Linked DNA regions of Homo sapiens: regions 2, 3, 4 and 5 are each linked to region 1. The links are chromatin contacts, found by Hi-C in ENCODE. All regions are on one chromosome and are shown on one strand. The core of a region is the stretch at or near the end of the contact, and the rest is flanking DNA. Distances in the headings are between cores, read along the strand shown.

The links. Hi-C counts contacts between places; a loop is a spot of excess contacts on that map. Pooled maps may share reads with other maps.
Region 2: a loop to region 1 is called in a pooled map, with 12 times the contacts of the local background. The contact joins the promoter of HMGXB3 here to the promoter of GEMIN5 in region 1. A Hi-C loop is called at or near these places in 5 of 50 pooled maps.
Region 3: a pooled map shows a loop between it and region 1 (20-fold over the local background). The contact joins the promoter of UBLCP1 here to the promoter of GEMIN5 in region 1. A Hi-C loop is called at or near these places in 6 of 50 pooled maps.
Region 4: a pooled map shows a loop between it and region 1 (11-fold over the local background). The contact joins the promoter of GM2A here to the promoter of GEMIN5 in region 1. A Hi-C loop is called at or near these places in 2 of 37 single-sample maps with no recorded cell type and 6 of 50 pooled maps.
Region 5: a pooled map shows a loop between it and region 1 (4-fold over the local background). The contact joins the promoter of ATOX1 here to the promoter of GEMIN5 in region 1. A Hi-C loop is called at or near these places in 5 of 50 pooled maps.

What each region holds. Positions count from the first base shown.
Region 1 is chr5:154,935,336-154,940,306 of GRCh38, forward strand. It overlaps GEMIN5 (gem nuclear organelle associated protein 5), which reads right to left and starts at 2,876. Exons shown (of 28, transcript NM_015465.5): 1 at 2,633-2,876; 2 at 1,690-1,850; 3 at 506-687. The coding sequence starts at 2,798. RefSeq lists enhancers at 2,372-2,963, 2,555-2,734, 3,125-3,174.
Region 2 is chr5:149,998,217-150,003,187 of GRCh38, forward strand. HMGXB3 (HMG-box containing 3) reads left to right here and starts at 2,523. Exons shown (of 20, transcript NM_014983.3): 1 at 2,523-2,963. TIGD6 (tigger transposable element derived 6) reads right to left here and starts at 2,438. Exons shown (of 2, transcript NM_030953.4): 1 at 2,258-2,438. RefSeq lists enhancers at 1,662-2,450, 3,338-3,417 and a silencer at 2,178-2,257.
Region 3 is chr5:159,260,847-159,265,817 of GRCh38, forward strand. It overlaps UBLCP1 (ubiquitin like domain containing CTD phosphatase 1), which reads left to right and starts at 2,444. Exons shown (of 11, transcript NM_145049.5): 1 at 2,444-2,514. RefSeq lists enhancers at 1,669-2,176, 2,011-2,080, 2,111-2,420, 2,177-2,684.
Region 4 is chr5:151,251,268-151,256,238 of GRCh38, forward strand. It overlaps GM2A (ganglioside GM2 activator), which reads left to right and starts at 1,918. Exons shown (of 4, transcript NM_000405.5): 1 at 1,918-2,030. The coding sequence starts at 1,950. RefSeq lists a silencer at 1,529-1,878.
Region 5 is chr5:151,756,232-151,761,202 of GRCh38, forward strand. It overlaps ATOX1 (antioxidant 1 copper chaperone), which reads right to left and starts at 2,400. Exons shown (of 4, transcript NM_004045.4): 1 at 2,315-2,400. The coding sequence starts at 2,320. It overlaps ATOX1-AS1 (ATOX1 antisense RNA 1), which reads left to right. Exons shown (of 4, transcript XR_007059008.1): 3 at 707-840; 4 at 2,058-2,129. RefSeq lists an enhancer at 1,439-1,568 and a silencer at 2,339-2,588.

The DNA of each region.
Region 1 (4,971 bases), core at 1,626-4,125:
AGAGAAAATAGACATCTTTCAGTGAGAAGTACATGAAATGGTGAAAGAAACGGGGATGTATATTCAGGCAGCTCATGTGAAACAACCTTGGTGATCAACAAGGAAACAGATCCCAATGCCGCATCACTTTCCCAATCTAAAGGGAGCGCTCAGAACTAGAGAGACCCAGCAAAGTCATCTGACACCTGGGAGTTCATGTTGTATCAACGGGCAGTAGAGAAAGCGAAAAAGGTGAAAGAGGACATTTCCTACACGTAAAGGTTGATTGGAGGAGTTAGATCCGAAAAACGAAGAAAGTACAGTACCATGGAAACCAAGGAAACAAAAACGGAGTGGCAGAGACAGTAAAGACCTGGAGGAATAAATGATGCCAGGGGCTCAGGGGGAGTGGTTAACATCTGTAGATGGTTTCCTTTGAGGAATAAAAGGACAGAGAAGGTAAAGAAAATGCAAAACACGATCATAAACAAACAAAAATCATCAATACAGATGGCATAGTACTTACCCAATGGCTACTAAATCTTCATGATGAGGTGAACAAGTAAGACAGAAAATTGTCCTGGGTTCTATAAAGAGGTGCTGGCTGTCATTTCTGTTAAACCAGTAACAGAAAACTACTCCTTTTTCATCCCCAGATACTATTAAGTCCTTTACTCGAGGAGACCAATGTAATGTTGATATCGTATGCTTTAAAACAAAACAAAAATTTGTTATTGTCAATGCTGAAGTTCTACTTAATTTTTAACTTGTATCACAAACCAGCATAATGCTACATATACACATTAAAAGTAATTAATACGGCCGGGCGCGGTGGCTCACGCCTGTAATCCCAGCACTTTGGGAGGCCGAGGCGGGTGGATCACCAGGTAAGGAGATCGAGACCATCCTGGCTAACATGGTGAAACCCCATCTCTGCTAAAAACATAAAAAAATTAGCCGGGCGTGGTGGTGGGCTCCTGTAGTTCCAGCTACTCGAGAGGCTGAGGCAGGAGAATGGCGTCAACCCAGGAGGCGGAGCTTGCAGTGAGCCAAGATCCCGCCATTGCACTCCAGCCTGGGCGACAGAGCCAGACTCCGTCTCAAAAAAAAAAAAAAAAGTAATTAATACTTATTAGTAGTACTTCTATAGCAACACGATATTAACAAAATGGTGGGAAGATTTAGACTACTGGGGATCAAATAATCATTAAAAATTTTTTAAATAGCTTAATGCAAAGTTCTTATTAAGTAGGTCTTTTCCTTTGTTCTCTCAAAAGGCAGGTACATCAAGTAACTATCTAGCTTAGAAATGAGTTTCATTCACGCATTTACAGTCTATATCAGGAGTCCATTTGTATCAATAACCAGAGGGTAATTGTTTTAGACCTTGTGGGCCATACCATGCCTGTTGCAACTACTCAACTCTTGTAGCATGAAAGCAGTCATAGACAATACTTAAATGAATTAGTGTGGTTGTATTCTAATAAAACCTATTTGCAAAAACAGGCACAGAGCAGTTTGCCAACCTCTGGTTTGTATATATCTCCTTTCAAAAAAAGTTGAGACATCTTACAATATAGTTTCTTATCTAATTAATGAACACAATTACAAGTTACTTTGCACAGATGAGCTAGCAAAACTAGCTTGCAACAGAAGAACCCTCAGCACAGATAGATAAAAACGGTTTGAGAAACCAGTAAGCCATGGTACCTGATGGAGTGCATGTTCTGTCACAACTGTTTTTGTCTCTACATCCCATATTTTCACAGTCCCATCGTCGGAGCTGGTGGCACAGAGGTTGTACTGACCAGGGTGATGAGAAAATGTGAAGCCAGAGACCCTTTCGGTGTGTCCCACCAACTCTCCTATGACTTTAAGCAAAACCAGACGCTAGGTTAATCGAAGTGCTATCCAAGGTTCCTGGCAGAATCATACTGTTGTTGGATGACAAGTGAGCAGATGCTTTGGAGTTACTTAACCCATGGTATAACTGAAACACCGACGGACTTACACTCAGAATTCCCAAGTGCTGATATTGGCTGTGCCACGTGACTTCGAACAAGTCTCTGAGCCTCAGCTTCTCAACTGTGAAATGAATGTTGATATACCTTGCTCTGCTTAGTTCACAGACTGGAAAGCAGCTCAAATAATGTGAAAGTGACTCTTATTTAGATGTGGCCAGAATAAATCACCTGGCATGTCATATCCTAAGGCACAATCAAAGCCTAGTTTGGAGCCTGAAAGCATCTGGTTCAACCCATTCATCTTACAGTAAGGAATGCCACACGTTGCAGGATCTTGCTTAGGGCCTGCAGCTGTGGTTAGCCCCCAACCCCAGGAAGGCTCCCGGGGGGCTGGCGCGCACCAGGCTGGGCAGGGGAGCCATATAAATGGCCGAGACTATACAAGGCTAACTTTTCAGTAAGCAAGCGGCCCCACGTGGAAGCTCCAGGAGGCGGGACCGCTCGGCCACAGCATGGTGTAGCTCATTAGGAGACCAGAAGCAACTCAGCTTAGTGACTGTGGGCTGCCTCTCCTCCCAGCCTGGGCCTCAGTTTCCCTAGCTGTAGAAAACGGGGTGGAGTCGTCCACTCGGCGCCCCTGGGGAGCGTACAAAGGGCAGTAAGTCTCGGGCCCAAGGGTGGTGAGTTACCTCGAAACGGGGGTGTCCCTGGACTCTCGCCTGCGCCCGGGCCCACGCGGACAAGGAAGACGGAGGTCCGCGCGGCGAAGCCAAAGAGGCCCCCGGGCACGGCATCGCTGCAGCGGGCGCAGTACCAGTTGGGGGAGGGCGGCAGCGTCCGCGGCTCCTGCCCCATAACTACAAGCCGTCAGAGACAAGAGAAGCTGCCACAGCCGACCGCTCGTAGCCTCACGCCTTAGGTAGGGAGCGGGGCGGGGTGAACTCCGAGCCCCGCCTTCTCGGGCAGTCGCTACGGTGCGCGTCGAGGCCCAGCCAGCACCGCGCGTTGCGTTCCCGCTACCGCCGGGCTGGGAAGGGCGGGACCACGCGTGCTGCACTGGCCCTCAGTACCTAGCCCGCGGTAGGAGGTCCGCCCCAACCCTGGCTAGGGTCAGGTGCTGCCTGAGCACAGCCCCGAGGTTAAGCATTCTCACTTCCCACAGAAAGGCACAAAATTAGAGGATTAGACTAGTGGAACCACCGCCCCAGGCTACCAGTTTATTATTTGGAGCTGTTCAACCACTATCCCGTCCAACGTTTTTTGAGCGCTATGTGCCAGGGCACTTTGCTAGTTGTGGAGGTGTTTTAAAGATATGCACAAGAGGCCGGGTGCGGTGGCTCACGCCTGTAATCCCAGCACTTTGGGAGGCCGAGGCGGGAGGATCACGAGGTCAGGAGTTAAAAGACCGGCCTGGTCAGCATAGTGAAACCTCGTCTCTATTAAAAAACAAAAATAAAATAAAATAATAAAATAAGCCGGGTGTGGTGGCAGGCGCCTGTAATCCCAGCTGCTCGGGAGGCTGAGGCAGGAGAATCGCTTGAACCCGGGAGGCGGAAGTTGCTGTGAGCGGAGATCACGCCACTGCACTCTAGCCTGGCCACACAGCGAGACTCCATCTCAAAAAAAAAAAAAAAGTAAAATGCAACAATCCCTAGACAACAAATACTAGGGAGGCTGAGGCAGGAGAATCGCTTGAACCTGGGAGGCGGAAGTTGCAGTGAGCAGAGATTGCGCCACTGCACTCCAGCCTGGGCGACATTGCGAGACTCCATCTCAAATAAAAACAAAACAAAACAAAAAAAGATATGCACAAGAGGCCACTTAACAAAAATATTGTTGTACCTGAGTGAGTTAGAGAAAACGCCACACTTTGAGACGAATTAAGAGTCCATTTGTTTAGCCGGTGGCCAAGAGATGGCTAACGCTCAAAGTTCTCTCAGCCGGAAGAAGAGGCTAGATTTTCTTTTATACTTTGGTTTAGAAAGGGGAGGGGAGTCTAGTTAAAACAATTTTACAGAAATAAAGTAGGCAAAAAGTTAAAAGGATAAATGGTTACAGGAAAGTAAACAGTTCCAGGTGCAGGGGCTTTAAGACTATTTATTACAAGGTGATAGACTGGGGGCTTTGGGTGCTATCAATCAGACGAATTCCTGGGAATTGCGGATATTGCTCGCCACAGTATCTTATCAGTTAATTGCATCTTGGATGTGCTGGGAGTCAGCTTGCACAAGTTAAGTTCTTGAGGAAGGGGCTGCCAGTGAAAGAGCCAAGATGGAGTCTGTCTGGCTCTCTTAGCTAAGCAAGAGTCAATTCAAGTGGAAACAAGGCTAGGTGATCAGAGGAAAAAGGGAGAGTCTAAAAACAGGGTTAGTAAAAACAAGGTTGGGCATTACAATATGGAGTCCGGGAGACAGGCTGGTGTGAGCTGTGATCGAGCCACTGCACTCAAGCCTGGGCAATAGAGTGAGACCCTGTCTCAAAAAAACAAAACAAACAAAAATATGAAAGTACGAATCTGGAATTAAAAAGGGAAAGAACAGTTTCTGCAACTGGGTGGAAATTCTGGCTCTGGGTTCTGGGTACTCAAAGATGAAGGAGAAGCAAATGGAGTGACTCTTGATTTGCTTGATTGAGGGCCAGCTGTGTGAAGGAAGCTGTATGTGGTAAATGGTGTGGAAGAAAGTTTCCTTTCAACTCAAAAATGCTAAAATGCTCAGATTCTGCACTACTCGTGTGTTGCTTGTTTGCATTGGGTATCTGACATTCCTGCATAGGTAGCAAACCGCAATCTGAACTACCTGTTATTCTAATACAGAGGGGTCAAATACATATATTTGAAGGCGTCTAGGGGCACAAATTTGGAGGCACCTAGTCGTAGATTGATCACTGGTTTGCCAGTTGTTAGTTGAGAGACTTTAACATATCCTAAATATGTTTCCTCATTTGAAGAAGGAAAATGATAATCCATGCCTTGTTGGATTGCTGTGAGGAATAAATGAGATTTAGTGAAATACCTGCCTGACATAAG
Region 2 (4,971 bases), core at 1,273-3,772, 4.9 Mb before region 1:
GGATCACTTTGGCTGTTCTGTGGAAAATGGATCAAAGAGGCAAAGAGACCAATTAGGTGACAGATTATGGCAGAAGTGATGGGCAGGTTGTAGTACAGTCCCTCTCTGGGCCTATTTTCTTTTTTTCCTTTTTTTTTTAATACATATTTTTGAAAAGTCCCATGGTTGCAAACCACAAGCCCAGATGATGCCTAAGGTCCTTCCAGATTTAAGTCTTGGACCCTAGATAGGTGCTTCAAACTCAAATGCCTTTAGGGGCCAGGATGGTGGCGTAAGTGAGTGAAACAGGGATTGAAGTATTTGGAGAATGGTGTGGTGTATCCTGTCTAGAAGTATTCAGAATTTAAAACAAACAGTCCCCCTGCCCTACGCTGGTCCAACAAAACATGATCCAGCAGTAGCAGTTTTGGGTAATTGCCTTCGTAGGCATTTTATCATGAGAATCCTTAAAGGACAAGAGAACCTGCTGTGACTTTATGCTATGACTGTCCCTTCTCAAGGGTAGATTTTTACTATCACCTCCATACATGTATCCATCCATTCATGACATGTACTATGTATTAAGCAGTATGCTTGATGCCAGCCATACAGAGATGAATGGAGCATAGTGCCCACCTTTGAGGAGCCTACCAGGGAAGACAAACACTAGAGCATGTGAAAACTAAATCAGAGGTTACGGAGTACTACTGGAACATAAATGTGCAGATAATCAACTGGAATGGAGCATGGATGGGCAGTGCACTTCAAAGAGGGAATAATATGGTGGGCCTTAAAGAATAAACAAATAGGAACTCATGAGATGAAAGGAAATATTTAACATGAAAGGCAATGAAATACTATATAGGAAATAGAATGTCCTGGTCAGGAACAAAAAATTCTTTGGAGAAGAAAGCAAGGACCAAATCACAGGAAGTCCTAGTCAGGTTTCTAGCTTGCTTTGGGGGCATTAAGAGGCTTTTGACGGTTTTTTGGTTTTGTTTTTCTGGAATGACATGATCAGATTTACAATATAGTCTTTTGGTTGCAGGGTAGAGAACCTAATGGGTAAAGTTGATTTTCCTAAGAGATGGCCTTAAATCTGAAGATAAAAGCAGGCTAAACCAGTAGGCCATATACAGTTTGGATGTTAATTTGAGTGCAATAGGAAGCTATTGAAGGATTTTAAGGAAGGAGAGATGACTGCTGTGTAAAGAATGGAAGGGTATCAGAGAAAAAAGCAGGAGTCCACATGAGATAATGGTGGCTTGGATTAGAGTAGTAATAGAGAGATGGTGAGTAGTAGTCAGTCTGGGGCTATGTTTTTGCAAGCCCTGTGCTGGACCGGATGTGAGGTGAAGGAGGAGTCAAGGATAACGCCCAGGTTTCTGGTTTGAGCACTGAGGAATCCAGCAGATGATGGTGCCATTTACTGAGGTGGGAGGATCTACTGCGTAAACCTCATTTGTTAAGCACTTTACTTGCTTAATATTGCTTACTTGTGGCAGGGCTGGGATTCAAACCCAGGAGGCTCACAACAAAGCTAGCACTCCAAACACTACAGAGTGCTATATAGCTGGTTCTGGGAACTACTAATATTGAGAGGAGACATAGAAAGAGAATGAAGCAAGAGCCAAATCAGACAAGTCTTGGTCAAGCTAAGACGTCTGAATTTTATTTTAAGTGAATGAGACACTGGAGGGTTTTAAGCAGGGAGTGACTTGATCAGACTTACAGTGCAAAATGATCAATCTGACTGCTTCGTGGAGAATGGATTGTAGAGGGGATGTGGGGAGAACTACATCAGTCCAGGCAGGAGATGATGGTGGCTAGAAGGTTGGTGATGGCGGTAGATGCAGAGAAGTAGGCAGACTGGAATACAGTGAGGGTTGTGCGGGAACTTGTACAAATGTGGACAACTTGTGACACTGGAGAGAAAGGACAATCCAATCCAATCCCTATTTGATTTACGGAAGCTCTCCATACGGTCATTCAGCTCAGCTTGAGTCACTCCAGGAACTCACTACCATCACTATTCGTGGGCCAGTGGGAGAGACGGATTGAGGGCAGATCACTGGAGTGATGAAGGCGCTACTTGATGCGGCACTACGTATGAACCCGATCCTGAATGAGAGGGAAAGACTGAGACAGGCTGAGGTCAGGCCTTGAACGTCGTGCTGAGGAGAGGGTGGTATTGTAGGCTTCCCAGCGCCCGACGTGGCTCTGAAAGGTGAGGCGGGGCCTAGATCCCTCACGCTCAGCACAGCCCCGCCCCTGTTACCTGAACGCCCCACAGCAGTGCCCGGGGGCTGAGCGGCCGGGGCGTCCCACCGCCGGCAGCCACAGCTTCCTCCTCCGCCCGGGACCTCTGGCCGGAAGCAGTCCGTTCGCCTTACTAGACCCGCTCCAAGCCTTTGAGCAGTTCGTGTGGGTCCGCTCCCAAGCTAGGGCTGGGCTGTTGCGCTTGCGCCAGGGGTCGCATGCAGTCACGCGCTGCCGACCGCTTCCGGTGCGCCGCGAGGGCCGCCGGGACGGGTCTCCCTGGCGATCCGTGGTGTGCCGCTACTGCCGGTGCAGCCGCCAAACCGGTGCCTCGGTGACGACCGTGTCCCTGCCGTCTTCCTCGAGCTCCCCGGGGCTTGACCCCCGGGGCCCTCGGCAGGCATCGGTGAGGAGCCTGCGGAGCGAACCTGTGCTCCTATTCTTGCCCTTCAGGACCCCATATCGCGACTCCGAGGAGGGGAAGCGAGAGGGGCTGTCGCGACTCCGCGCCGTGTGTCGCCGGGCGGGGCCGCGGGGCCGGGGCTCCTTCAGCCCCCGGGATGCGCGCGCGAGCCCTCGCCTCCACTTCCTTGTTGCTGCTGTCACGACTGGAGCCGCCTCTCGCCGACAGCGGGGAGCGCGAGTGCGCCAGCCATCCCCCTCGTCCAGCCGCCGGGCCAAGCGCCTCCGGGAATGTGAGCGGCGCAGCTTGCACGCTCCTCCGGGTAAGTCCCGCCTTCGAGGGCCGCGCCGAGCCGCTGGGCGACCTCGAGTTGGATGCTGCGGCTCTCTGAGCCTCTACTGAGTCTTCCACAAAGTAGGGCCACTGAGCCTTAGTGTCCTCCTTCCGCAATCCGTATGGGACATTCGGATGTCCCAGACGTCTTAGCTTGACCAAGACTTTGTCTGGTTTGGCTCTTGCTTCATTCATGACCCAGAATGAGGGAAAGGAGCTAGCCCAGAGTCAAACTGTGGCCCATGGCTGAGCCCTCAAAGGCAATCTCGTGAGATTCCAAGGAGGATCTGATGGGACAGAGAAAGTGTCTCGCATATTTCAGGTATTGACCTTAACTCTGTTTTACAGATGAAATAACGGAGACTTAGGGTAAGTAGATTGCTTAAGGTCAGAGGTCCCCGTGCTGGTGCGACTGGTGTAGTCTGTACTAGAACCCGGATTTTCTGTCCTCTAGAGCCCTTCGTTTTTAACCTTAAATTGTCCTGCCTTTTTTTGCATTGCTATACTGCTGCCTCGAGTCTGATAACAAACTTGTACTCAGGCTTAGAACAGGGTAATAAAACAAACAAAACCGTAGGGTGTTGTCTTCCTGCCCTCAGCCCAAGGTGGCTGTAATGAGTGTTTCCTAACCCGTTTTGCGCAGGGTGCTTAGTACCCTATATGCCATTCATTACAGATGCTCTCCTGCAGTTACTGCCCTTCTCCACAAGGCTTTCAGCCGCCCAGAAGTCAATTCAGGGCAAAAAAGCGCAGTCCCCACGTAGCCTTGATTTGAACTACTGCTTCCCTTATCCTTTACTGGCCTATTGCTTACCCAGCCAAGTTGTAGACTGTGTTCTCTTCCTGGGTTGCACTATGGCAGTTAGAATGTAGGTTTTTGTTTTGTTTTTCTTTGTTAGTTTAGTTTTTGTTTTTAATAGGAAGAGGAATCATTTAGAGATGACAGAGAACTAGGAAGAACCTAAGGAATAATGTGTGCTTTACCTGGGGTATATCCTGAAAATTATAGGTGAAATACAGTGTGTCTGCAATTTCTAGGAGAGGTTTTTTGTTGTTGTAGTTGTTTGTTTTTTTAAGCTTTCGCAACATTGTCAAAAGAATTCTTGCCTCCAAAAGACTAGGAGCCACTGGGTTCATCCTTTTCTCACAGTAGAAACAGTTGAAATTTAGGATGTGGAATAGACTTCTCTGAGATCATAAGGTTAGAGTTTAGGTCTCTTGACTCCACATGCAGTGCTCATTATACCTTATTTGTGGAGTGAGGTCTAAATGAGAGGTGTGTGGGCTTTGTACTGCACGTATCAGTCCCATATTTACCACCACAACTGCCTCTTCCCAGAATTCTAAATTTCCTCCTGACAGATTTTCAGGGGCAACTATGTTATTTCCTCTTGTAAAATTCAAGTGGTTTCTGTGAGCCTTTCTCCCTCCAAGGATTGAGACTTGTGGTAAAAGTCCAATTTAGAACTTGGCTACAAAAAAAACTAACTCTTCTTGAACTGGTTATTAAGTTTTTTATGCCTCTTTTCCTAGACATAAAAGCTGTTAGTAGATTCTCTGTTTTTTAGCCCAGCACCAGAGAGCTGATGTTGGTTGGTCAGATGACTGTTTAGATCTGTGCTGTCTCTAGCTCCTAGCATATGTTGCTATTTCAGTTAATTACAATTGGCCAGGTGTGGTGGTGGCTCATGCCTGTAATCCCAGCACTTTGGGAGGCCAAGGCAGGAGGATTGCTTGAGCCTAGGAGTTTGAGACCAGCTTGGATAATATAATGAGATCTCATCTCTACAAACAATTTAAAAATTTGCCAGACTTGGTGGTGCACATGTGTAGTCCCAGCTACTTGGGAGGCCAAGGTGGGAAGATCACTTGAGCCTGGGAGGTGGAGACTGCAGTGAGACAGGATCTCATCACTGCACTGCAGCCCAGGGGACAGAGTGAGACCTTGTCTTAAAAATAAATAAATTTAAAAATAAAACTAATTCAATTCTTCAGTC
Region 3 (4,971 bases), core at 1,194-3,693, 4.3 Mb after region 1:
GAACAAGTTAAAGGGTTGGCTTCAAATAGAAGCGAACTGCCTCAACTGAAATAAGCAAGAGTGAGGATGACTGAAAATATACCTTAGTTTGTAGATTCAGAGGTTTGAAGAATTGCCAAAATATGGGACAATGTCATCTGCCTAGAGCAAAGGAGTATATTGGAAGTTCTGAGGTTTGAAGAGAATGGAGTTTTTAAGTAGTAGTTTGGGGAAAGCATGCTGAATAGAGAAGGGCAGTAACTGGGCATGCTTCATTAAGAACCTGTATTCTGTCATGTGGGGCAGATTCTAAATATTTTCAGCTCTCTTACTGCAGGCAAGATAAAGGCAAAGGAGTAGGTATTAGAAGAGAGAGACAAACTTCTAGAGGGAACTAAATTTTTGAAGAGGATTGTCTTCCAACTGGGAAGAGAGGGAAAGCTTTTTGAGGGGAGTAGATCTGAGCTGGGCAAGAGAACACACTTGCTAGAGAAAGAAAATGGCCAGAGAGAGAAAAGGGGAGAAAAAAGTCTGGGGGAGATGGAGATAAAAGCAGAGTAGTGGGGGATTTCTGGCCTAGGTGCAGGAATGTCCTTTTATCTTCCAAAGTAAATGTGGTCACAGTAATATTAACAGTTTGTCATCTGATGTTGTGAAATTGTTTCCATATATTATTTAGACTCTCAGACCTGACAATCTATGGAGGAATTCCCAGGCATCTTTAGCTGCTACAGAGATGCATGAATGAAGGACAAGTATATTATCCTCCACACATTAGAAGAGAGGCTCCAGGGAGCAACAGGAGGCAAAAGTTCTTCTTTTCTTTTTTTTTTTTTTTTTTTTTGAGATAGTCTTGCTCTATCACCCAGGATGGAGTGCAGTGGCATGATCTTGGCTCACTACAACCTCCACCTCCCAGGCTCAAGTGATTCTCATGCCTCAGCCTCCCGAGTAGCTAGGGTTAAAGGCACATGCCACCACACCTAGCTAATTTTTTTTATTTTTAGTAAAGACTGGGTTTCACCATGTTGGCCAGGCTGGTCTTGAACTCCTGACCTCTAGTCATCTGCCTGTCTTGGCCTCCCAAAGTGCTGGGATTACAGGTGTGAGCCACACTGTGCCCGGCCAACATTTATCATTTGTGTTGAGACTATCCCAACCTTTCTCCTCTATTTTGAAATACAAAATAAATTATTGATTACTATAGTCACCCTACTGTGCTGTGGAACGCTACAACTTATTCCTTCTGTCTAACCATATTTTCGCTCCTTTTAACTTCTCTTCATCTCCTTCTCCCTCCTTATCCTTCCCAGCCTCTGGTAACCACAATTTTACTCTCTATCTCCATGGAGTCAACTTTTTTTTAGCTCCCACATATGAGCACCAAACTTCAATGTAAGACCCAAAACTATGCAGCTATTCCAAGAAAACGATTTGAGAAAATGCTTGAAAATGTTGGTCTGGGCAATGATTTTTTTTTTTTTTTTAATTAAGACTTTCTGAAGAAAAGGGCATACTTTTCACTGAAAAAGTTTGAGTTTTTTAAATGAGCAGATACTCATGCATTACTAGTGCAGCCAAAAATTATCAAAAGTAGGGAAGAATGCAAAATAGCGTGTGCCTCTTAACTAAAGAACTGTTAAGATACAAAACTTGGCTCTTTGCTGCCTTTCCCGCACTGCCAAGAGGGAAACATGAATTAGTTACATTGCCGTGGTGCTCACTGGGAGTTCGCTGTATGGACCAGATGGGTACTGCTCCGAATTTCCATTCAAGTCTGACATTCTTTTGTCAGCGTTTGTGTAACCGGTTTTCCTTGCATTCAGAGGAAAGACAGCATGGAAGTATGGATGGGAAGGTTGAGACGATTGGATACTGTATGGTAACCTCGATCGCAGCTCTCCTATGAGACTTGCTTCTTGGATTCTGAGTCACTTAAGCTTGCCCCTTCTCTTTCCTGACCCTCTTCCGTTTCCCCTTAGATTGGAGATTCTCCTCAGATTCTAAGTCTCTGAAATTATTAGTGTTGGCAGCCCCTGGGCCCATGGAGGGGTCTCAAGTCTTCAGTTCTCAAAGATCACCTTTTAAGCTTCATTCGGAACATGACACAGCCACACGAGTCCTAGCCCTGAATCTCACGAAGACCTCAGTACACCTGGAAAAGGCAGCACACCCAGTTACGACACTACTAGAGACGTCACACGCCTCAGCACCCATCCGCTCCCAGCCCAGAACGAGCGCACGCGCAGAACGAGAGAGCGGCCACCCAGGGATCGGCGCTATCTGCACAGCGGTTACAGTCTCGGAAAGGCCTGGCTTCTTCGTGGCTTTGTGGAGATCCCTTACAGCGGCCATTTGATTAGCACCCGAAGAGATTCAAAGGAAGCAGTTGTTCCGTCCCCAACATATTTCCGTTTCAAACCACCCACTTCCGGTTTTTCAGCCGGTTCCGGTCCCGCCCTTCACTTCCGGTCGCTTTCGGTCTCTCAGCGGCCGGTTTCTGCGTCCGCTGCCGCAGGTTCCACCGCGCTCCAGGTGAGGGGTTGCGGGGCACCCTGGCGCGCTGCCCTTGGAGACGCTGTTGGGGCTCGGGGACAGTGGCTTTGCGGCCCGCGCGGCGTGGCTTGCACTGCGGCGGGCTGGGGATAGTGTCTGTCCTAGTCTGACGCCCAGGCCCCTAGCCCCGGCCCGCTTAGTCGCGGGGGCCGCTGTCCTCCCATCCAGCAGTCTAGCCTATTTGGAGGGCTTTCTGTTTCCCAGTGGGTTTTGCGTCCCCAAACTTCATTCCTCCGTCTTCTCAGGCTTGTCCATCCCTCCCCTCAACCTCCTTGTTGAAGGCATCCCGGCCTTTTTGGTTCTGGAGCCTCCACCTGCCTCCTAATGCTCCCCTAAGTCAGTTAGCACAGCCCCCGACCCTGCACCACCTCGCAGTTGTTGCTGGTGTGCGGTTCTCGCCGGAGTTCTTAGTGCTTCACGGTTATCTTTTGCTGGGATTGTTGAAAGTTAACCTCCCGTTAATTCCCAAAGTGTTACTTTTACTGCTATACTTTAAAATTTCTTCATTTGCCACTTTTTAGGTTTGTGGTCCCGGGCAAGTTTAATTTCTTTTCAGGATTCTCATTTGTATAATGAGGACAACAGCTGTTGGTTCAGGATTGTGAAGCTTCAATGAGATAATTGTTTAGCATGTTTTTATTCCATCATGAACACCATTTGTATTGTGTTTTACAGTTTACAAAGTGCTGTCACAGGTGTTACTTCATACCTTAACACTACTCCTGTCCAGTGAATATTAGTAGCCTCATCTTGTTGAGAAGACTGAGGCCAAGAGGTGGATTGACTAGGCAAAGTCAACACAGTATGTTAGGTAGAACTCCAACCTAAACAGCTATTCTTGACCCTAGGTTGACCATATGGAAGTGTATTCTTTGCTTGCTTGTTTGGGTTTGCCAACTTCACTCCTCCCCACACCCCAAATCATTTTTCAGCTTATAAATCTGATGGGATCTGAAATGATACAAAATACTAAGAAAGAAGGTTAAATGTGAAAGCAAAATAGCTCATGCATTTATATCACACTGCTTCATTGGTGTGAACGGTCTTAATGATGAAATAAGGTTCAGTAACTTTTAAACAAATCTTAAAGACATATGCATTTACAATTTTTATGGTGTTTGTTTCGCTTGGCCCTTTAAGGCATTTGCCAACTTGGAATTTCCACTTGTGGGATAGGTGCTTCGTAACGTTTTTATGCTGCTTTATTAACCATATAGAGCCCATGCCCTCTGGCACATTTTTTTTAAGGCTGAAAACATTGAAGAGCCTGTAGTACTGACTCTCAAATTTGAGCATTCATCAGAGGTGAGGAGGACTGACCTTGTTAAAACACAGATTCCTAGGTCCCTTCTCTCCACCCCAATTACATTTCTACCAAATTACCAAGTGAGGTCAATGCTGTTCGTTAGCCCAGGGACCATGCTTTGAAAACCACTAGTCTAGAAGAGCAATCACTTGTCCAGGGTCACCTGGAACTCAGATGATTTCACTCCAAACTCTGCACTACTACGCATCACAATATATGCGATATTAGTGCTGGTTGCCTTTCTAGCTCTCGTAGGATTCCCTTTTATTCTTATGTCTTACAGAAAATATTTAAACTGTATTTCAGTTTAACTCAAAAGGTCCACTTTTAATTGAAGAATATAACATTTGTTATAGTTCTGTCTAAAATGGAATACGTTACCCTAAATTAAGACACTTGCTTTACATTTTCAGTAGAACACATTGTAAACATAGGAGTAAATATACATTTATAGTTCATATTTGTATTCATATATGAGTAAATATAAATATGAATTTATGGCTCTCTCTTCTAATTGGCCTTTTAGTAGGAGACACTGTTTTTAAATTATTTTTGGAAGTGGAGATTAAAAATTTAACCTCTTTCTTGCAGTTGGTCCTAATAGTTGCATGAAGAGTGCAATCAAATGTTTCATCAAATAAGTGAAAGCATTGGAAATACCAATACCTTGAGATTAGAAAATCCAGTTCTCTGGACTGTGGGAGGAATGAGTTTAATGAAAAATAGAAAGCTTTATGCAGGAAGAGACATATGTTTGGTTATTTACATGAGTGGCAGCCACTATATAATCTTTGTGTGCTTAGATCTGTACCCATGGGTTTTGTATTTTCTGATTGATATGGTTTGGCTGTGTCCCTACCAAAATCTCAACTTGAATTGTATCTCCCAGAATTCCCACTTATTGTGGGAGGGACCCAGTGGGAGGTAATTGAATCATGGGGGCCGATTTTTCCCGTGCTATTCTTGTGAATAAGTGAATAAGTCTCATGAGATCTGATGGATTTATCAGGGGTTTCCGCTTTTCTGTCTTCCTCATTCTCTCTTGCCACTGCCATGTAAGAAGTGCTTTTTACCTTCTGCCATGATTCTGAGGCCTCCCTAGCCATTGTGGAACTGTAAGTAGCTGGGAT
Region 4 (4,971 bases), core at 668-3,167, 3.7 Mb before region 1:
TGGTGGCCCGCAATCAGTCTGACTGGTTAATCAGAGGCCGAAGTGAAGTTACAAAGGTCATGCTCCTGTGCAAACATCTGATTGGTTGTGGAAAGCAACCAATCAGGCTGAAGTGAAGTTACAAAGTTGCACTTCTATGCAATTTTAACATATAAACTGAAATGTAGCATAGAAATCGAAATGTACTTTCAATTTCCCATCTGCTGCACAGAAAAGGTGGGGGGTTGTAAAGAGAGTAGCCTCTGGTCCTCTTGTTACTTAGGTGTGGAAAGTTAGGGTTTTCCTTTCGATTTAGTTCTAGGAAGTCAGCGTGAAATGGCCTTAGGTTCCCTGCCTGCAGACTCTATTCTCCTACCTCAGTTGGGCTAGGTGAAAGGGAAGAGTTGATCAGAATGGGAGGATCATTATGTAAAGTATGGAGCTTAGTTAATAATAGTGTACCAATGTCATGCCCTCAGATTTAAAAAAAATTTTTTAATTTTTTATTCTTTTGCCACCTCCTTGTCGCTGGCAGTGCCCCCCAGTTATGCACAAGCACAAGCTCTGGGTCTGCAGTCTGAACCCCCGGCCAGGCCACGGGTGTCTTATCAACAATAGAGGAAACGAACAGAACTTTGTAGTATTTTTGCAACTTTTCTGTAAACCAAAATAAAAAGTTTACTTTAAAAAAGATGATCAGGTGAGTTTTAAATTCTACACATGCATTCATGTACTCAACAGATTGTCTATTATGCATCAGGCACTGGGTATAAATGAGTGCCTGCATCATGATGCCACCCCTTGTGTAGTTTACAATCCTGTGGTAAATTGGCGGTATTGGTAACAACATCCCTGTTTTTTCTAAAAGCAAATCTCCAACTAGTATATTAACCTGACAAAATCTTGGCTGATGGGGTGTCTAAAAAGAAGTCTTGCTCTATTCCTTCCTAGCTGTGCGACCTTGGCAGAGCTAACCTCACTGTGTATCAGTTTCCTCAGTGCTAAAATTGGGGAAGAAAAAAAAAAAGCATTCCCTTGTGCGTCCTTAGCATGCTTTCAAGCAGTTACTAAATGTTAGTTTTTATAACGGTTATAATTATTAAAAAGATACGGATTCGTGAAGTCAAGAGATCAAGACCGTCCTGGACAACACGGTGAAACCCCGTTTCTACTAAAAACACAAAAATTAGCTGGGCGTGTGGCGCGTGCCTGTAGTCCCAGCTAGTCGAGAGGCTGAGGCGGAAGAATCGCTTGAACCTGGGAGGCAGAGGTTGCAGTGAGCCGAGATCGCGCCACTGCACTCCAGCTCGGGCGACAGAGCGAGAGTCCGTCTCAAAGCAAAAAAAAAAAAAAAAAAGACACACATATGGGGAAGCGTAACATGGCAGAGAGTCTGACATTTTTGTCCGGAAGGACTTGGGGATGAAAACACTGAATCCGCGGTTTCCCAAAGGTCCTTCCAAAGGTGACGGCCCCGGCACGAGTTCACAAACCACAGCTCCGCCCCATCCCCTGCCCGGCCCCGCCCTTCCCAGGAGCTCTGCTCCGCCCCGCCCCCGACTCCGCTCGGCCCCTCCTCGCGCCACGCCCCCGCCCCTCCCGCGCGCGCAGCTCCGCCCCGCCCTCGTGATCCCGCCCCAACCTCGTGCTAAGCTCCCTTCCGTTCCAGCCGCCTTCAGCCCCGCCGCGCTCAGTTCCGCCCCTTTCTCTTCCAACTCCGCCTACGCCCCAGAGAGGGAAGGCCTTGACACCTACGCTAGAGAGACAGGCTCCAATGAAAAGAGCGAGGGGGCGGAGCCGGGAGGAATCGGTCCAATTCTCGGCCGGGAAGTCTCTGGCCGGGACGGGGCAGGGCGAACCTGCCAGTGACTGGACTCAGCTTCTTTGCGTAACCAATACTGGAAGGCATTTAAAGGCACCTCTGCCGCCACAGACCTTGCAGTTAACTCCGCCCTGACCCACCCTTCCCGATGCAGTCCCTGATGCAGGCTCCCCTCCTGATCGCCCTGGGCTTGCTTCTCGCGGCCCCTGCGCAAGCCCACCTGAAAAAGGTGAGTGCACCCTCTTTTAAGAGTCTGTTTGCAGCCTCCTGGCCCAGCTACGGGTGTGCGGGTCTGGCTGAGATATGGGGGTGGCCACTCCGTTCTCTAGAATTGGTTCTCTGCACTAGAGCCTTCCAAAGTAACTAATTATGGGATTCTGGTCTGTACAATGAGGGTGGCCTCTAAAGACTTGTTCTGCTCCAGGCCCTTTTTGGAGAGATTAATCTCACGTCTGCACTCTCCTGCCCTCCCTCCAAGCGCCGGAGTGAAAATGCAGACAGCCTTAAAACTAAGGCATTGCCCCCAGAGATTCAGTCCTGTTAACCCTGCACCTTACTCCTGACCCCCACTCCTTATGTCCCCCATGATAAGGCCTGCTGCCTCATCTCTTCCCCTGCTCGAATGCCCTGAGGTCTTCCTGAGAGTTGGGAGGGTTTGAGAGCTTTTCCAGGCCAGAGGATCCAGATTTGCCCATCTGGTGACAAATACCCAGGCCTGTGACCCCGCTGCCCTTGGTTATGAGCCACTGAGACAACAGTCCCCGTACCCTCCAAGCTTCCTCCTTCACTTCTCATTGACACCGCTTCTTCCTTCACTTCTCATTCACACCGTGCTGCAGATCCCTGGGAAAGGGAAGTTCTGTAATCCCTTCACCTGAAAAAGCCTCGTTCCTGGCTTATTGCAGCTAGCCCAATGTCTTTCAGATTCAATCTATGTTGTTGCAAATGACAAGATGTTCCCCCTTTTAAAGGCTGAATAGTATTCTGTTGTGTATATATGCCACATTTTCTTTATGCATTCAATTTGATGGATAATTTCTTCATCAAGTGTCTGTTGATGGATAATTTCTTTATCCATCAAGTGTCTGTTGATGGACACTTAGGTTATTTCCATATCTTAGCTATTGTGAGTAATGCTGCAATGAATATGGGAGTGCAGATAGCCCTTCGAAATGTTGATTTCAGTTCCTTTGGATATATACCCAGAAGTGGGATAATGGCTCATATGGTAGTTCTGTTTTATTATCTCATTTATATGCGGATTCTAACCAAGTTGAACTTACAGAAGTTGAGAGTAGAGGTGGGGTCTCACTCTGTCACCCAGGCTGGAGTGCAGTGGGGCGATTGTAGCTCACTGCAGCCTTAAACTCCTGGGCTCAAGCAGTCCTCCCACCTCAGTCTCCTGAGTAGCTGGGACTGCAGGTGTGGGCCACCAAGTTCTGCTAAGGAATAGGCTTTGAGATTTATTGCACACCAGGGTGACTATCGTCAGTAATGTATTATATACAGAAGCTCCTTAACTTTCCATGAGGTTATGTTCTGATAAACCCATCATAAGTTGAAAATGCATTTAATACAGCTAACCTGAGAATCATAGCCTAGCCTACCTTAAACATGCCTAGCCTACCTTAAACATGCCCAGAACATTTACATTAGCCTACAGTTGGGCAATATCATCTAACACAAAGCCTATTTCATAATAAAGTGTTGAATGTCTCATGTGATTTACTGAAGACTGTACTGAAAGTGAAAAACAGTATGGATACTAAAAGTACAGTTTCTACTGAATATTTATCACTTAGGCACGATTGTAAAGTTGAAAAATGGTATGTCAAACCATTGTAAGTCAGGAACTGTGTGCATTTCAAAACAACTAAGAGAATACATTTCACATTGCAGTGTACCCCATAAATGTATACAACTATGGTTTGTCAATTTAAAAAAAACCCAAGACCAGGTGCGGTGGTGCACACCTGTAATCCCAGGACTTTGGGAGGCTGAGGTGGACAGATTGCTTGAGCTCAGGAGTTCAAGACCAGCCTGGGCAACATGGTGAAGCCCCATCTCTGCAAAAATACAAAAATTAGCTGGGCGTGGTGGTGTGCGCCAGTATTCCCAGCTACTTGAGAGGCTAAGGTGAGAGGCCCAGCTACGCCTGAACCTGGGAGGTCATGGCTACAGCTGAGATTGCACCACTGCATTCCAGCCTGGGTGACAGAGTGAGACCCTATCTCACAAAAAAACCCCAAAAACAAAAACCCGATTCCATTGCCTCTTGGCTGCTAGCTGTGGTCAAGACATCACACATTTCTGGTAGCAAAGGGATAGGTCCAACCCTGATCCCCTCCCTTCTACCATCTTGGAAGTGTTTGAGAGTGAGGAACAGTGCTGTGTAGGGGAAAGCGGGTGATACTGAAAGCAGGGAGGCTTGGCTTCTGATCATTCCCCTGTCTCAATCCATGGATTTCCTGAGTCTTGTTCTCCTCATCTGTAAGATGGGTGTGATGGTGCCAACGTGCATCTCGGGGAGTTGTCGGTGAAGGGAAATGCATTCATTGATGGAAAATTTCTAAAATCAGAAACAAATAAAGCCATATAAATCTGTGGGCTTGGCCTCACTCTGCCCCCGAGGCAGAAAGTCTGTTTTGCTTGTTGAATGAAGGAACGTGGACCTTTTGACTTCATTTGCCTGGAGAATTTATACCTTGTTCCTGAATGTTGGCTGAGAATGCTTCTCTTGGCTCCAGGGCTGGCCGCTATGAGGTGGAGTCTGGCTAGAGGCTGCTAGCTCACCCTACAAACTTGTTGTATATGCTGTGGGTATGGATGCCATCTCAGACTAGGTCTTAGATTGGCAGTTTTGAAGAGGCCCTGAGACATTATAAAGGTCACTCAAAATCACACAGCACCTACATCTTCTTGGGGCTCATGTGATTCAGAGCCCTGACCTTGAGTCCCTGGGCCAGATAAAGATGGGGGTGGGGGGTGACAGTGAATGAACATCAGGAAACCTGAATTTCAGTTCCTCTTCTAGCATAACTGATCTTGTGACTACAGGCTGTGATGGGTGTTAGATAACAGGGGAGGATATCTAGCCCCATGCTAGTCATATAGTAGGTGCTTAATAGACTCTATAGTGCTGTATAGTGGCTGTCATTTGTTGTACCCAT
Region 5 (4,971 bases), core at 1,150-3,649, 3.2 Mb before region 1:
GCACCTGGCCTATTATTATCCCTTCTTGACAGATGAGGAAACTGAGATTTAGGGGTTAGTTCACACACTCACGGTGATTCGGCTGAGTAGGGCCTGAATTGAACATAGTCAGCCTCTAAAACCTCAATGCTTAACCACTGAGATCTTGTTAAAATGGGATTGAAAGCTGCCTGCCTATAGTTTTCTCTTCTCTTCTCTTCTTTCTTTCTTTCTTTTCTTTCTCTCTCCTTCCTTCCTTTTTTTTTTTTCTTTTGAGACAGGGTTTCACTTTCACTCTGTCACCCAAGCTGGAATGCAGTGGCACGATCACGGCTCACTGCAGCCTCAACCTCCCAGGCTCCAGCAATCCTCCCACTTCAGCCTCCCAAGTAGCTGGGACTATAGGCACGGGCCACCACGTCTGGCTAATTTTTTGTATTTTTTGTAGAGCCAGGGTTTCATCATGTTGCCAAAGTTGGTCTCAAGCTCCTGCATTAAAGTGATCTGCCCGCCTGGGCCTCCCAAAGTGCTGGGATTACAGGCGTGAGCCACCATGCCCGGCCTCACCTGCCTATAGCTCTAGCCCACCTGTCCTACGTCTACACAGGAGCTACCATTTCTTGGGGACTAGATATATCAGTGGCTGTGTGACATATTTTACTGGCATTTTTCCAGTTAATACTAACAACAGTCCTGTGAGGTCAAAGTTTTTGTCCCTATCTTACAGATGAGGAAATCAAGGCAGTGAGATAAAGCAACTTGCCTGAGGTCACCCAGTTGGCAAGCTGGGGCACAGATTTTCAGAGGTTTCTGGGATTCCAAACCCTGTGCTCTCGGGCATTTGTCTGAGAAAACTCTCAGGTAACACACTCTTCCCCTTCCAGTATGTGTATATAGATATATTTTTTTCTTCCCTTTCCAGTTTTGAGGAAATCCCTTGACTAACACCCTCTTTCCTTCAGCTGTTATCTTGTGGTACATGGTGCCAAGTGCCCTCCTCATTCCCATCATCTGCTCCAGAGGGTTTTTTGTCAAAATCCCCAGAAGATACAGAATACAGTGATGATCAAGCTAGCCTTTTCCTCATTGCCACCCCCCACAAAAAATCCTGGTGGCCTTCACTCCCCAAGCCCCAGGGCAATTAATACTGTCTTCTACCATTGCCACAGGCTGACTTGCCCAACTGGTAGGGCTGATTCTATCAGATTCCTTATCCATACTTTGTTGTTGGAGGATTTGTCTCAAGGCACCTGGCAAGACCCACAGGAAATGACACCTGAGATGTCAGTGGCTCTGCCCAGGAGGCCTCAGGCTCACCTGCCAGCTCCCTAAAGACAGGATGCAAAGACACATGGCAACTGTGGGATACCTCTGGGTATCCACCTGGCCCAGAGCCATGAATTAGGCACCCTGAAGAAAATGCTAAACACCACATGACCCTAACCAAGATGCAACTGAGATCAGAGCATCTTCCCAAGCCGGTGTGACTGCTTTTGCCTGGCACCTCCCATGTGGTCAGGCCTGGAGAGATGGGGAGCCTAAGGATAAGGAGCTGAATCCTGGCTCTGCCAACTTCAACACGACCTGGAATAAGTTACTGGGCTTTTTATATTTTTATCTGCCAAAGGCCTCAATTCTTTATATAAAAAACGAGGCCACGAGCAACAATATATGTGATAAGACTGAGTGATCTGCAAAGGCAGGCTAAGACTGACTTCCCAGACACAGCCACTGAGCAACTGGTGACTGTGCGGGGGGGTTCCTGAACCTCTCTGGGGCTCATGGGTTCAGGCTGAGAAAGTGTCTCCATTCAGTGTCGCCCAGAGTTGATCTGAAAAGTAGGCCAGAGTGGGCAGGGAAATTAAGAAAAGCATGAACCTCTGAAAACCTGCCCGGTCCGTGAGGAAATAACCGGGTCCACTCCCTTGTCCAGAGCCTCCCCACCGCCCTCCTTCAGGCCAGCTCCGCGGGCAGGGCAGCCAGGAGGAAGGCTCAGGGACTAGGCGTCTCAGTTCCCGCTGGCCACCAACTCCCCCATCCCCTGCCCCCTCTCTGGTTCTGTTTCTCTGTGTACGCAGGGAAGGTGTGGGCTTGTCGCCCCTGGAGGCCTTCCAGCTCCGACGTTTTGAAGCCTGGCTCCCAGATTAAACTCCCTTCGGATCCCATTTTCTGAAGGGTCGCAAAAGCTGGGGGCTGGGTGGGGTAAGCTAGGGGACAACAGCGGCTCCGGCCGCCGCCTGAGCCCTTCAAGATCAGCATCCGGTCAAGCGGCTGTGCAGCCGAGAAGCAACCCGGGACTGCAAGTCTGCGTGGCGGGGACGGCGCAACCACTCACCGGCATGACTGAGGCAGCGGCGGTGTGGCGGCGGTGTGGCGGCGGTGTCAGCAGCGCCTCTCTGGATTCGGAGGGCGGGTTCGGCTGCGCTTCCGAGAGTGCGCACTAGAGGCCTGGTCCCGGAGGCCCCTCCCACTCCGGGCCCGGCCGCGAGGGAGGCTCCGCCCCCTCCAGTCCTGATCCCTGCCGGCCGCGCCGCCTCCTTTCTGCGGGCCGGGCCCGTGGTCACCCGGCCTGGACGGAGAGAGGAGGTGAGAGGGGCGCTGCGTTGGCCTCCATCGACTGTCGGCCTTTTTCAGAACGCCTACTTCGGGTCAAGCTTGTGTTAGGGAATGCCAGAGAAGGGCACCGCCTTGAACAGGACATCATCCATCCATCCCTAAAAGGACAGTTTCACTCATTTATTCACCGAGTCAATTTTTATTAAGCGCCAGCCAACGAGGACGCAGCGGTGGAAGAGCAGCAGCAGGAGGCTGCGAAGGACGCAGGCAGTGATAGTGCAGGGTTAGCAGAGCTGTTGTGACAGAGGAGGAAGGGCCCTGACTGCAGTGGGGTGGGGGCGGTTGTGGAAGAGAGGCGGCCTGGGGAGAAGGCAATAATCTGGACCTCGGTTAGCCTTTATCGCCCTGTTACAGGCTTTGTCTCTAAATACAGTCGCATTGGGGGTTAGGGTATCAACATAGGAATTTGCGGGGACACAATTCATGTCCATGTCAGAGTTCAGTCCCTAGCAGAGCCATACTGACTAGAGTTTTAATCTCAGCCCTATCATTTATTAGCCATGTGACCCTGGGCAGATGAACTTACCTCTCTAAGCCTCAATATCCTCACGTATAAGATGGGGACAGTTAAGGTCACTATACAATTTTTTATCTGAACCTTTTGCTAGAGAAAGGAGATGCTATTAATAATTTTGCCAGGACAACAGGCAAACACCATGACTGTTTCAGGCAAACAACGACACATGGTTCCCTCCAAGAAACCTACTTTGCAGTATTGTTGGAATACATGTAATGTGTGCAAACTTCTTAATACATTGCTTGGCACATGGTAGGCACCAAAAATATATATAAGTATTCTCTAATTGCTAGGCCCTCTGTTGGCCTCCCTGGCACTGGGTCTTCCGCTGCTCACAAAATACCCCTTAACCATTCATCCCCTACCCAACCTGCCAGGAATTCCCTAAAGATGGAAGGGAAGGGGGCGAGGAGGAGAGGGAAAGAGGGTACTGGCACATTAGGTCCTGTACGGGCAAGGCTTAGCATCTTGGTAGTCCTGGGTACAACTGTGCCCTGGGGCTAGGGATAGCTAGATTGCCATGAGGGAAGGCGGAGAGTGGACATGAGGGAAGGAAATCCTTCCCAAAGCAACAGTACACAGGGCGAACCACCCACGGCATGTTTTAGAGAATTAGGGGTATGGGTTGGGGGGATGGCTAAGCCTAGAGACAGCAATTTAAAGAGAAGACAGCTTTATAAAGATCTGTTAAAGATCACAAATAAAGACCTATTAAAGAGGAGAAGAAAATATGCCAGACTGTAGTTCCTGCATAAATATATACATACATTCCGTGTATTTACATTAAAATAAGCATGAAATGAACCACAGCCAATGTTACTAGAAGTTATCTTGGATAAGTGTAGGATTTGCAGGTGGAATCCCAATGTACCTACTGTTTAATTTTCAAATAACACAAAGTAGCGTACAGTGAAAAGTAGGTCTTCCTCCTACCCTGACCTCTCCTTCTTAAACAAAAGGCATAGTATACACAGTTTTGCATCCTGCTTTTCTCACTTTATAAAATATCTTAGAGATTATTCCTGGGCCAGATGCAGTGGCTCATACCTGTAATCGCATTGCTTTGAGAGGCCTAAGTGGGAGGATCACTTGAGCCCAGGAGTTTGAGACCAGACTAAGAAACATGGTGAAACCCTGGCTCTACAAAAAATACAAAAATTAGCCGGGTGTGGTGGCATATGCCTGTGGTCCCAGCTACTCAGGAGACTGAGGTGGGAGCATCACTTGAGCTCAGGAGGTCAAGGCTGCATTGAGCCATAAGTACACCACTGCACTCCAGCCTGGGTGACAGAATATGACCCTGTATTTAAAAAAAAAAAAAAAAAAAGATTATTCCTTAATAGTACATATCAACCCTTTTCTTTCTTAGCTTTTTTTTTTTTTTTCCCCGAGATGGAGTCTTGCTCTGTCGCCCAGGCTGGAGTGCAGTGACGTGATCTTGGCTCACTGCAACGTCCGCCTCCTGGGTTCAAGCAACTCTCCTGCCTCAGCCTCCCAAGTAGCTGGGATTATAGGCGCCCACCACCATGCCCGGCTAATTTTTGTATTTTTAGTATTTTTAGTAGAGACAGAGTTTCACCATGTTGGCCAGGCTGGTCTCGAATTCCTGACCTCGTGATCTGCCCACTTTGGCCTCCCAAAGTGCTGGGATTACAGGCAATGAGCCATCACTAAGCCAGTGAGCCTGGGAAATGGGCATATAGAATCCCTGCTTTCTGGCTGAAAGTGTTGTTGCAAGGATAGGAATGTGCACACTGTAGGCATGTATAGATGGTGGGTTCTTCCTGGTGTAATCTACTTCTAGACCCAGCCTCCTGGGATGACCCTTTCTTTGACAGATGCTGAGGAGTTTAATTCTT